Linked DNA regions of Homo sapiens: region 1 is linked to region 2. A link is a contact called in ENCODE Hi-C or POLR2A ChIA-PET data. All regions are on one chromosome and are shown on one strand. The core of a region is the stretch at or near the end of the contact, and the rest is flanking DNA. Distances in the headings are between cores, read along the strand shown. Region 1 has its middle 13 kb from the start of LINC01752. Region 2 overlaps SLX4IP (SLX4 interacting protein).

The links. A loop is a pair of places that touch in the nucleus more often than their neighbours do. ChIA-PET counts read pairs that join two places held with the same protein, here RNA polymerase II (POLR2A). Pooled maps may share reads with other maps.
Region 1: a loop to region 2 is called in a map of ascending aorta, with 2.6 times the contacts of the local background. The contact joins two enhancer-like sites. A Hi-C loop is called at or near these places in 2 of 168 maps with a recorded cell type or tissue (ascending aorta and mammary epithelial cell) and 3 of 50 pooled maps. POLR2A ChIA-PET finds 5 or more read pairs at or near these places in 2 of 52 experiments (OCI-LY7 and activated T-cell).

Annotation. Positions count from the first base shown.
Region 1 is chr20:10,736,760-10,743,065 of GRCh38, reverse strand. No RefSeq gene overlaps it. Among named protein-coding and RNA genes, the nearest start is that of LINC01752, 13 kb to the left of the region's middle. Within about 2 kb of position 3,266, at least 3 of the 41 ENCODE cell types and tissues checked have a DNase peak (open chromatin) inside an H3K27ac peak, as active enhancers do; they include ascending aorta, where a contact is called at or near this core.
Region 2 is chr20:10,557,293-10,564,377 of GRCh38, reverse strand. SLX4IP (SLX4 interacting protein) reads right to left here. Exons shown (of 8, transcript NM_001009608.3): 4 at 3,558-3,678. Among named protein-coding and RNA genes, the nearest start is that of MIR6870, 89 kb to the left of the region's middle. RefSeq lists an enhancer at 5,256-5,635. Within about 2 kb of position 5,522, at least 8 of the 41 ENCODE cell types and tissues checked have a DNase peak (open chromatin) inside an H3K27ac peak, as active enhancers do; they include ascending aorta, where a contact is called at or near this core.

The DNA of each region.
Region 1 (6,306 bases), core at 2,017-4,516, 180 kb before region 2:
CTACATTGGATTCTGGATCAAGAAAAGGATATTAGTGAAATAATGTAAAATCTAAGTAAAGACTATAGCTTAGACAATAGGATCGTATCAACGTTAATTTTATCATTTTGATCACTGTACTGTAATTGTAAGAAATATTACTATTTGAAGAGTCTGGATGAGGGCATACTGAAATTATACAATATTTGTGACTTTTTTATAAGTCTGATATTATTTCAAAACTAAAACATAAACATTAAAGCCAAAATAGATGAATAAATGTGCCCCTATCTATGTCCCATCTGATAAATTGCTGAAAAAGAAAAAAGAGAATGGTCGAGAAATCTAAAGTTTGAGAATTACTGAATTAGATGACATATAAGATCCCTTTCCATTCTACAGTTTTACAATTCCACAAATTATGAAATTTAGAAAACCACAATGTGTCAGGATCAATTGCTTTGAGAAAATGTGCCATCAATTTAACCATTAAGAGATAATTTATTTGAATTTCTTTCATCTTTATGTCCACACCAAGGAAGTAGAATCAGCTAATGCTTTCATGAGAGACATCAACTACTTGAAATGAATGTGCTTCTTGTCTTTTCCACTAGTAAGTACATGTACACATGTATATAATCAATGCATGCCATTCTAGATAATACATGAAGTTGATAATTTAAATTATCCATACTCATCGTAACCTAGCTTGGTCTGACACCCAGCTTCCTAAGGCTCACAGTTGGGGTGTTCACAGATTAAAAATTTCATTTCAAATTGCCTTAAATATGCAGGAGATAAACTTGCTGCTATAGGTGTAGAAAATAACATGAAATATATTCTGTGGAACTGTTTAAATATAACCCACATAATTGGGCCTCCATGTTAATTTTTTAAAATAACAACATTCACTTAACTTGGCAATGTCCACACTTTAAAATGAAGGTAGAAAAGTATATTTGAATTTGAAAACAAATTCTCTAGCTAAGACTAGCCTCGGGAATTACTTATCATCCCTGATTCCTACACGTTGAAACATTGTTTTAAGAAAGTATTCCATGTTGTTTTTACCAAGGGTACTTTCTTCTCCTGCAGAAGAATGGTGAGAACAGACTTAGAGACAGCACCTTGGGGTTCCAGCTTTTTCTCTGCCACTTGCCAGCGCTGCCTCGATTTCCTCAGCTGTAAATAGAGAAGACTGGGCGAGAAGGGGATCTTATACCATGTATTATGGACCTCTTGGCAGTGTGATAAAGACTATGTCCTGTTCTCAGAATAATGCTTTTTGCTCATAAGTAGATAAAATATATAAAGTTACTCAAAAACCTAATGACAGAAAACACAGTACTCAAAATAGTTTTAAATGTGTGATATAGTAATATATGTATTTTCTTTAGTAGCACACTAAAGAAGAAGATCTAGCAGTGGGTTCAGTAACTACCATAATTTCACAGAAGTGATGGGCAGAGATGATGTCTTGAGATATCTACACTATAATATGATATAAAGACATCTTTGATTTCCACTGTGTCAATATCATGGGTATAGCTGATGTTCTTATGATTTTTTGTCCTCATTTGAAATAGAAAGAAAGAGTATATTTCAATTAGACGTTAGGGAACACAAAAATGTAATTATTTTCCCATCCAAGTTCACAGAATCCCCCTGGATTCTCTCCAAGGATCCTTTGAGTACAAACCTCTGGACCAGATGACCTCACGGTTCTCTCTTCCCCCCTCGAGCCAGTCGTTTCTCTAATCTTCTCTGGCCTTCCACCTTGAGGACCCGAGTCCATCATGTGTATGTGTGTGTGCCTCCCTCTGGGGACTCAAGTTTAACAAGATATCAAAATATTTCATTTGCGAGTCTTGGCTGCTGTACAGCACTTAGCAAAGCAGAGCCAGTTTTCCTAGTTGAGATTGGTCAACACCAGGTTCATTTGTCTAGTATTTCACAAAATATTTTCCCACATTTGTCCCACTGCAGTTTGAAGGCTGTAACTGACAATATAAATGTGCCCTAAGGTGGAAAGTCCGACCCCATTTCCCTGAGTGATCTCCAGGGTTGGCCATTACCATGCAGATGCCCGGAGTCAAGGGATCTCCATAGATCTGCTAATTATTCCCCAGACTTTTCCACCAGCAATAAAAATCCCATTTGTTGCAGCTTGTTTGTAGAACAGCCCCCATTTCCACAGTGGTGGTATTAATTAGCAAAAACCTGTGAAAATGACCAGAGTTTATGTGCTTTAAGGAGAGGGAAAGAAAGGAACCTGGATCACTTCTAAATATTCTTATAAATTCCCCTATTGCAACCAGGAGCTAAAAGCTCACTTGTCTTAGATACTGTGACTTTTAATGCTTGTAGTTCTAAGTGGGAATTAGTGAAGCCAATTAGTGAGTTCCCATTAGAATAGTGACTTGGTGAATCCTGAATGCAAATAGATACATTTCTCAGATAATCAATCACCATTCCCTGATGATCTAGTGGCGCCTGAAACTGAGCCTGGAGAGATCCTGGAAGCACCATTCTTAGAGGAAAGACCCCTGCTAGTGGGGAGCTGTAGAAACAAACCATCCCTCCAGGGTTCCAGAAGATATTCCAGATGATGACACTGGGCACTGGGGACTGGAGAGTGATGAAGGGTGTCCCTGTACTCCAGCCCAGGAGGACACACAAGCTTTAACCTCAGAGACATCTGATATACACACACAGGGACAGAGGCTGAAGGAGAAGAACGAATGAAGCTGTAGACGTTTTCGTCAATGATCTTACCAAGTTTTCCTGTTGGAGCAGCTTTGTTTCTTATATATGTTTGTGCTAATTTTTAAGTGGCCCTATTTTCTGTTTGTTACAGGTTAGCCACAGGAGAAAATGGTCTGTCCTACGCTTAAAAACCCAGTACTTAATCACTTGCTAAGCAAGTGTGACTCTAGCTTTACTTCTGAAGGGTTAACCAAATGGATAAAGGGTAATAATTCTTCCCTCTCTTCACTTTCAATGAGTGTTTCAGAATGTTTTACTCCCTAATTTCTACCTCGAGCCAACAATCACTGCTGACTTTAGCTAAGAATTCTATTTTTTAATATTTTTATAGCTGCAATGTGAGTTTCCCATGCAGTTTTTATTAACTCTGTTTCATTGCAAGGCCTTGCAAGCAAAAACGGCCCTTATTTTTATTTGGAGAAATCTATTTCGGTGACAATCTAGCCTCGGGGTAGCTATATGTCAATCTCTTTGCTTTTTTTCCTGTTGAAACAAGCATGGGAAAGTTGCAAGACAAACGCCACACAGGGCAGGGCTGAAGGAAGCAGCATACCGATCCTCATCTCTGGCCAGCTCAATTCCAGAAAGTGAAAGGAAAGTGAATGCCGAGGAGGTGCAACTATGTAAGGTAGAAGAAAACTTCTGCATGTCTACCCACTTTTATTCCCAACAGATGAAAAGGCTTAAATTCTCACCACTTATCAACTTTTCCCAGAAATGACATTATTTGGGATTATGCCGGGAGGCTGGAGTGTAATGTTTACAAGAAGCAGCATGTCTTCTTAAAAAAGAAATGGGACTAGGTGCCTGGTGATTCTGGACTGCAACCCCATGGCATCCTAAACTCTACTCACTGTGACCCCTTTGGAGATAAAGCCAAAACTCTACTCACTGTGACCCCTTTGGAGATAAAGCCTAGTCCTTCTGAGGTGTCCCACAGGGATTATCAAAATTCAAACCCCAGCACCCTACACTAAGAAATGGCAGTATGACAGCTGCACCAGTCCTAGGTGTGCACATCATGAGGCCACGTTTTCCAAACACACACAAGCTTGTCATCTGAAGCCTTGGCTGCTTGATTGAAAACAGTATTTGGATTCCCAAACCTTAAAGCTAAATTCTGAAAACAAATGGGAAAATATAACAGAGAGCAGGGGAAGTGTGAATATCTTTGAACAAGTCTGACATCGTCCCAGATTTTTACATTATTTCACTTAATCCCCCCGTCAACACTACCAAGTAGACTTAATACTCACCTTTTATATATGAAGATAAGGTTGGCAAGAGAATTAGCAGCCAAAGAAGCAGGTATAACTTATATTCTCTCTTTCTCTAGCACAATTAGAAAAAGACAAAGTTGGAAGCCACCCTAGAGTCCCTCTGGTTTTACCTCTTGTTTTTCAGTTTATGTGCAATAGAAGAGGGACAATCTAGCCCCCCACCTGTTTTTGTAAATGAAGTTTTATGGAGACACAGCCACACTTGTTCATTTACATATTATCTATACTTTTGCATTGCAAAGGCAGGGTTTAATAGCCACAATTAATATCATATAGCCTACAAAACCTAAAATATTTATTGTCTGTCCCTTTACACAAAATATTTGCCAATTCCTGCTAGAGAGCAATTTGAGAAGAACTGACATCTTAATGATATTGAGTTTTCTAAACCATGCATGTGGCATAGTTTTCCATTTATTAGGTCTTCCATGACTGAAATGTTTTGTATTTTTGTGTACAAGTCTTGCACATTTTGTTAGAAATAAGTTTAAGTATGTTATGCTTTTTGACGCTACTTTAAATGGTATTTTTAATTTTATTTTCAATTGTTTGCTGTTGGATACACAAATACTATTGATTTTGTATATCAACCTTGAGTACTGAAATCTTGCTACACTTACATATTAGTTCTAGAAGCTTTTGTGTCAATTTCTCAGGATTGTTACATAGATAAAAATGCCATTTGTGAGTAAAGAGTTGTATTCTTCTTTTCAATCTCTATGCCTGTTTTTCTTTTTCTTGCCTTATGGCACTGGTATGAACTATAGTACAATGTTAATGGAATTGGCCAGAGTAAATATTTTTGCTTTTTTCATGATCTGAAGGTGATTTAATAGCCACCATTAAGTACGAAGTTAGTTGTTGCTTTCTCCCTGGATTTTGAAGTCCACCCTTTCATTTCTTTGTGTCTAGTGACAATGATTTTTTTCACAGAATGAATGAGAAAATGGAGAGCCTAAATAATCTGAATGTGTATTATTGAGTCCTGCCATATGTTCAAGTTTTCTAGAGTTGACTGGTTTGACAAGGCAAAAAGGAGATGGGGGTGGTGAGAGAAAGTAGTACAAAAGTCCGCCTTTCTGTGCTGCTAATTGTTTGAGAGAAAGTCTTGAGTAAGAGCGTGAAATGGCACAACTGCCTTGGAAAACTGCTTGGTGGTTTCTTATGACATAAAACATACACTTTCCCTCTGACCCAGCAATTCCACTACTGGGTATCTACACAAAAGAAATAAGTGCATCTGCCAACAAAAGTCTTGTACATGAACTTTCATACCAGTTTTATTTGCAATGGCCAAAAATAAGAAATAACTCAAATGTCCATCAGCAAGATTAGATGTTTAAAGTGTGGTATAATCATACAGTGGCATACTATTCAGTAGTTAAAAGGAATAAACTCTTGATACACACAACAATGTGGATGAACTTCAAGAAGATAACACTAAGTGAGGGAAGCCAGACTCAAAGTAGTGAATATTGTTGGACTCCATTTATATGAAATTCTAGATCAGGTAAAACTAATCTCTAGTGATAAAAATCAGAACATTGGTTACCTGGGGTGGATGGAGGGGGAGGAATTGACTAGAATGGGGCAGAAAGGGACATTCTAGGGAGATGAAAATGTTCTAAATCTTGACTATGGTGGTGGATCCATGGGAGTATATATTTGTCAAAACTCAAACTGTATACTTCAGATCTGTGCATTTCACTGAATGTAAATTAATCCTCAAAGAATAAAGTTAGAAAAAGCAAACCTTGCACTTCAGCCTGGGCGACAGAGCAAGACTCCGTCTCAAAAAGAAAGAAAGAAAGAAAAAGCAAACCTGCAGAGCAAATGCAAAACATTAATAAATTAGTCTTCATTTATTTGATGTACTTTATCATTTGTCTGATGTAATTTCAGATACTTTGCCCCTGGTATGCAGAAGATCTGCTGAAGACCAATCGGCAGTACCATGGAATAGCTTTATAAGCAGGAGTCCAGCCCCACAATCTCTACCGACAGTACCGACAGACATCCCCCTACTAATAAACATACACACTATGCAAAAACCATTTGTGTGTCAAGCAAAGAAGCTTCAAAACTGGTTCCATACACCTTTTCCAACTGAACTGCAGGCTTCTGAGCCCTTCTAATCAGAAATTTGGGGGCCACCACTGTGAACCTCAAATCACTTAGTCAGCCAGCCACTCAGACTGAAAGCATCCTTTTCCATCCACTTGCAAACCCTTGTCCACCCTCTTAGCTTCCTGGGTTCACACACATGCCCCACCTACTGCTC
Region 2 (7,085 bases), core at 4,273-6,772:
CAACTCTATTTTCAGGGAACATGAGACATAGAACTGAAGACTGAGGAGGAAATAGGCATGGCTTTTTGGTTAGTGGTTTTGAACTTGGTTTTGAAACAGGCTTAAAAGACTATAGGATCAGCTGAAAACAGGCAGTTAGATAAATGTATAGAGAGATGTTTTTGGCACTGATGACAAAGTAAAAGCATGAATCAATTTCTGTTTTTAGTGATGCTGTTAATAAACAATATAAGACGGTGGTATACCATGGCGTGTCCCTCTTGTCCCTGCAGGTGTCTAGATCTACACAGCCTAGAACAAAATGAACCTCTGTCATCAGTGAAAATCAATCCTGTGGTCGAGCTGGGTCCACAATGCTCATACCTTTTAGAAATTGACAGTTTAGCAAGAGTCTAAGCATTTATTAACCAATCCCTACCAAAATACCAATGACATTCTTCACAGAAATAGAAGAAAGTAACACTATAATTTGTATGGAACCACAAAAGACCCAAATAGCCAAAGCAACTGTGAGCAAAAGAACAAAGCTGGAAACATCATACTACCTGATTTCAAAATATACTACAAAGCTATAGTAACCACAACAGCATGGTATGGTTATAAAAACAGACACATAGAGCAATGGAACAGAATAGAGAACCCAGAAATAAGTTCACTTATTTAGAGCCAACTGATTTTTAACAAAGGTGCCAAGAACCATATTAGGGGAAAGGACACTTTCTTTAATAAATGCTGCTGGGAAAACCGGATATCCATATGCAGAAGAATGAAACTGGGCCCCTATCTCTCACTGGATACAAAAATCAACTCAAAATGAATTAAAGACTTGAATTTAAGACCCAAAAACTAAAAAACTACTAGAAGAAAACCCAGAGGAAACTCTTCAAGACATTGGTCTAGGCAAGGATTTTATGAATCAGACTTCAAAAGCACAAGCAATAAAAACAAAAATAGAAAAATGGGACTATATCAAACTAAAAATCTTCTATACAGCAAAGGAAACAATCAACAGCATGAAGAGACAACCTGTAGAATGGAAGACAGTATTTGCAAACTATTAATCTGACAAGGGACTAATGTCCATAATATACAAAGAACTCAAATAACTCAATAGCAAATAAGCGAATCTGATTTTAAAATGTGCAAAGGATTTGAATATTTCTCAAAGGAAGACATACCCATGGCCAACAAGTATATGAAACATTGCTTAACGTTATTAATCATCAGGGAAATGCAAATCAAAACCACAATTAGATATCTCACCGCAGTTAGGATGGCTATTATCAAAAAGACAAAAACTAACAAGTGCTGGCAAGGATGTGAAGAAAAAGGAACTCATATACATGATTCACGGGAATTTAAATTAGTACAACCATTATGGAGAACAATTTGGAGGTTCCTCAAAAATCTACAAATAGAATTACCATATGACCCACCAATCTCCCTACTAGGTATTTTAACAAAAGAAGAAAATCAGTATATTGAAGAGATCTGTACCCCCTTGCTTACTGCAGTGCTACTCACAATAGCTAAGATAACGGAATCAATCTAAATGTTCATCACCAGATGAATGGATAAAGAAAACGTGCTGTATGTATACACAATGGAATACTATTCAGCAATATATACAAAAAAATAAATAAATAAAATAAAATCTGTCATTCATGGTGATATGGGAGAGGGGCAAGGAAGTGCTGGGTAGAGAAGGGCAGGGTCCCTGGTGAGGGCTCCACCCTTGGGCCTGTGCCCACAGACCTAGGTGAGGACAGGCACTCCTGTTTTCACGCCCAAATGTTGTATTTTCCAAGAACACCATGGCCTACCACGCCCCCCATCTTGTGCCTATAAAACCCCCCGAGACCCTAGCGGGCACACACACAGGCGGCTGGACAACAAGAGGAGCAGAGGAACGGAAGAAGTTGTTCTGACAGGCACCAGCAGATTCCGGCAGGCCATGGACAGCGGGATAACGTGAAATTCTGCCAGGGGCAGTCGGAGAGTCCGGCAGCTGGGCGGCCCAACTCCAGGGGAAGACCACCTTCCCACTAGATCCCCCTTCTGGCCTCTCCATTCACCTCGCGGAGAGCCACCTCCACTCAGTAAAACCTTGCACCCATTCTCCAAGCCCACGTGTGATCCAGTATTTCCGGTACACCAAGGCAAGAACCCGGGATACAGAAAGCCCTCTGTCCTTGAGATAAGGCAGAGGGCCTAATCGAGTAGATTAACGCAACCCGCCTGCAGACGGCTAAACTGAAAAAGCACATTGTAACACACGCCCACTGGGGCTTGAGGATCTGTAAACACTCAACCCTAGACGCTGCTGCAGGATTGGAGCCCATGCTTCCTATGAACTGCCCGTCTGTATGTTCCCCTAAGGGTTGAGCCGCAGGGCACCGATGACACATCCCCATCCCACGCCCTGTTTCAGGGATAAGGTATCTTTTCCTGTTTCAATAGCAACACGGATGAGCCCAAAGGAAATTAAGTGAAGTAAGTCCGGCACACATACACGATGGAATACTACTCAGCCATAAAAAGGAATGAATTAATGGCATTCTCAGCAACCTGGATGGGACTTGAGACTATTATTCTAAGTGAAGTAACTCAGGAATGGAAAGCCAAACTTGTAAGTGGGAGCTAAACTATGACGATGCAAAGGCATTAAGAATGGCACAATAGACTTTGGGGACTCAGAGAGAAAGGTGGGGAAGGGAGTGAGGGATAAAAGACTACAAATCAGGTTTAGTGTATACTGCTTGGGTGATGGGTGCACCAAAATCTCACAAATCACCACTTAAGAACTTACTACTATAACCAAAAAAAAAAAAAGAAAAAAGAAAAATAGATATATAGACATATTAAAATTTGATGATGTAATCAGAAAATAAGAAAATAAAATATCACATGTTCTCACTCATATGTAGAAGCTATTTATTAAAAAAATTGAGCTCATACAATCAGAGTTGTGAGTATTAGAAGACTAGGAAGGATGGGGAAGGGAAGGATAGGAAGAGGTTAGCTAATGGATATAAGACTACCACTAGAGTAAGTTCTAGTGTTCTATAGCACTATAGGGTAAATATGGTTAACATTAATTTATTGTATATTTTTTAAAAAAACATAAGTGAGGATTTTAAATGCTCACAACACAAAGAAATGATAAATGCTCAGGTGATAGATATGCTAATTACTCTAATTTGAAAATTACACATTGTATACACGTATCAAAATATCACTCTGTATCCTATGAATGTGTACAATTATTAAGTCTACTAAAAATAAAAAAACCTTAAAAATAAAAAACAATCCTTTAAACAATTTACAGTTTCCTTAGGAATGTTTTATTTGCTATTTTTATACATTTTGCCTACCATTAAAAGTCCTGAGGGCTCTTCAGTTAATTTTCTTTACCCAAACAAAGTATCTTCATTAGGACATATTTTTAAAATGTATCACTATACTAACATGACAGTCAGAGTCAAACATAATTGCCATCTCTACGGAGCAGAAATTCTATTTATTTTTTGTCCAAAATCAAAGTGCTCTGTGCCTACCTTTTAAGGACAAGGGATTGGATCTTGTGAATTCTGCATTTGATGGCCTGTGCTGTTTGCGAACTTCCAAGTACTCCTGAACTCTTGAATCAATGGTTTCTTTTAACAGTAAACAGACTTCCTAAAGCAAATAAAAAATTAGATATAACCTTCAAATTTAATGCAAAAAAATTAACATATATATTAAAAAGTTAACAATGAACATTTCATTTCATTTTGCTTTTTAATTTAGCTGTGAATGTTGAAAGGAATGTCATATGTGCTCATGAATAACACCGCAAATTTAAATTTGCTACTGAAGTTTGCTCGAAACCATGATGTTGGCTCACTGTGTGATCTGGGAAAGTCATTTCATTTCTTTCTGCCTCAGTTTCATATTTCTAAAAGAAAGATAAAAATATTTCAGTGTAAACATCAGGGCAAGGAGGTAATAAGTATGGTAAAGAATGCTTTCATATAAGTATCAATCAGTTGTACTGTGACAAATAGAAGAAATAAGTCAAGAAGAGCCAACACTGGCTGGCATCAAGGGCCCCAGGGAAACACCCAGTGTGGCCAGGGGACTGTAGACAGGGATGGGGCCAGGAGTAAGGGCATATTCATCCACTGCTGGTGCAACGGCATGGGGAACCCACACCACAGCCCAGTCAACAGCAAGCAGCCCCCCATGGTTTTAGGGGACTGTTTCATGTTTATAGGCACAGTGTTGCTAGATCTTTGTTCAAAAGGAGTCAGAAACAGTAATTTTTATATAAACTATCCCATTTTTCAAACTTGGTCTAAAAATTTTTAAAAATCTAAACACCATCATTCATTAGTTTCTGGTCTTGGGTTTACAAATCTACTCAAGAAGGAAACTGTTGAGCAGTGAGTTAAGCAGAGAACTGGAAATCACTAATCCTATTTTCTTCTACGCTCTTGTTGATGATACTGTATATGCCTTTGTTTTTGTAAAAACGTACTACACTCATGTACTAACAGTGAAAATAATATAATTTCTCTAAAGTAGATTAACATTTATTAGGCGACAGAAACACATGGTTTTAATTCAATTTCAGTATTCCTTATCACTAGTAAGTTTCAGGATAGGTCAATTGTTTTATTGTTTTGGTGTTATTTATAATAAAGGTAAACAAAAATTTAAGCCCAACACAATGGGAAGATACTCTTTGCAGTTGTTTCCTGCACTAACAGGAAATTGTGACCTAATGTAGAAAAAGAGAGTAAAATCATACACAAATCTAAATTTCTTAATTTAGATTAAGAACTGATGTATAAGAACTGATGATTCCTGTTTAATTCCCAAAGACTGCAGAAAACTCAGAGTTGCCCAGGTCACCTCAAACCTGTTTTGCTGGTTTCTTGCAATGTCATCTCAGGTTGATCTCTTAGAATCTTCACAAATTAAAACAACAAAATTTTTAGCTGTTCTAAAGAGCAATGATAGCAAAACTTTTCCTTTATTAAAAACACTTGTACTCCTCAAACAATATAGAAAACCCTTGATTTAACTCATGAGTGTGAGTTTCTAGATAAAGTACAAACACTGGTTTCCTCTCTCCTGCTTTTCATGTTGCAGCCTAAAGATGCAGTGCCTCATGGAATACAGAGATATCCCTTTACAGTTGAGTGTTTCGGCATTGTTCACACAACAAAAAGGCAGCCTTGCCGCCTCATAGGTTTTTTTTTTTTTAAAAAACAATTAAAGAATTTTGCTTCACATGCAGAGTTCAACTATGACTGGGCTAGAAAATATGTGAAAGACATACATGGAAACAAGGATTGCTAAAATTTGGCTATAAATGCCCTATAAGGCTAAAACTAAAAATAGCATGACAAAAATAAAGCAAAGGCTCATACACACAAACTTTCTCCCTCTAGCTGTGGGGCTTTCCTTCTGTGAGTCAGTTTGACGAATGCAAGGTAGACCAAGTGCAGTGTGATAGACACCAGTAACCGACCACACCACACGTCATGAAGCTTTCTCTTCAGAACCACAACAATGCAAGAAAAGAAAACTTCTCAGCTACCTTTGAGGGGCAGATAAGAAGAACAAGTTAAAATCAGTGCTCAAGACAGAGATGCAGAGGGCATCTCTAGGCTAACGGGCTGTGCTCGCTTCCTCGAGTTGACACATGGAACAGTTTGACTTCAACTGTTTGGGTACAAAGACTACTCGTGCTGCACTCAAAATAAACATATGTTAATACATGTAATTAGTTCTTTTTTCTAAAAAGGAACTGGATATTCTTAGGCTTTCACTGTATAAAATGACTGTTAAAATGGAATCAAATTGGTTGCTCATAAAATCCCAATCATGAGAGGATCTAAGGATAAAGAAGATGAAAGCCTGGGGACACTGAACCTAAGCTAAAGTCATAGCCTTTCTTCAACTAGCTTTTCTCCTTTCTTACGCACACACAAATGATCCCAGAGGAATTTTAACATCAGCGAATTGTTTTTTTTTTTTTTTTTTTTTGAGACAGGGTCTCACTCTGCCACCCATGGTGGAGTTCAGTGGCATGATCACAACTCTCACTGCAGCCTTAACCTCCTGGGCTCAAGTGATCCCCCCACCTCAGCCTCCAGAGTAGCTGGGATTCCAGACACAAGCCACCACATCTGGCTAATTTTTATACTTTTTATAGAGATGGGGGTTCACCATGTTGCCCAGGCTGGTCTTGAACTCCTAGACTCAGGCAATCCGCCTGCCTTGGGCTCCCAAAGTGCTGGGATTACAGGTGTGTGTCACTGCACCTGGCCAATATACATTTTAAAAGGGCAAATTAAAGAAGCAGCAGCAAACCGACCATTTGGTTTTGAGAGGCAAGCTCAGCCTGCTACAGCGACCTGCCCCTTGCAGCTGCCAGTGCAGCACTGCTCTGCAGGTCCTGTCATGCACTGCACAGCTTTGCTAAGTCATGCCCTGCTGCCCTCAAGTAGGTACTATGAGCATCCACGCAGCTGCATGTGGCTCCTAAAAAAACAAAAACCTAGCCTCACGCTTTGGCTATGAGGTGATTCACACACCCAGGGCTTTATTCTAAAGCATTCCAAATTAACTGAATCTTGGGCAAAACGGACTCAATATTAACAAGAAAGGTCTAAGGCCGATAAAGGTCTAAGGTGGCAAAGCCGAAAGGGAATGGAGAACAGGCCTGGAATGGTGGATTCCATAACATTGTTAATTTAAGTCAAGTCAGAAGATTTTGGGGTGAGGTCCCCTTGGGTGACTATTGGTCACTTTGGGGAAACGAGTGAACAGTTTTGAATCACAGCAACATGCGTTAGTAAGCTAGGAGTGGAATTATATGAAGGTAAGTGGCAGTAGGAGATGTTGATTGACTTGCTAAATATTTAAAAGTCCTGAAGAGAAGAGTCCACAGTTATTTACCTGAATGATAAATCCCACCATACAGAACCTTGTGCCTTCCTTTTCTCAGCTTTAGGTCACCAGGTATTCTTTGCAAAATAATGACAGCAAAGTCTTGATAATATTATCCTTTGAATGAAAATGTATTATCCTAT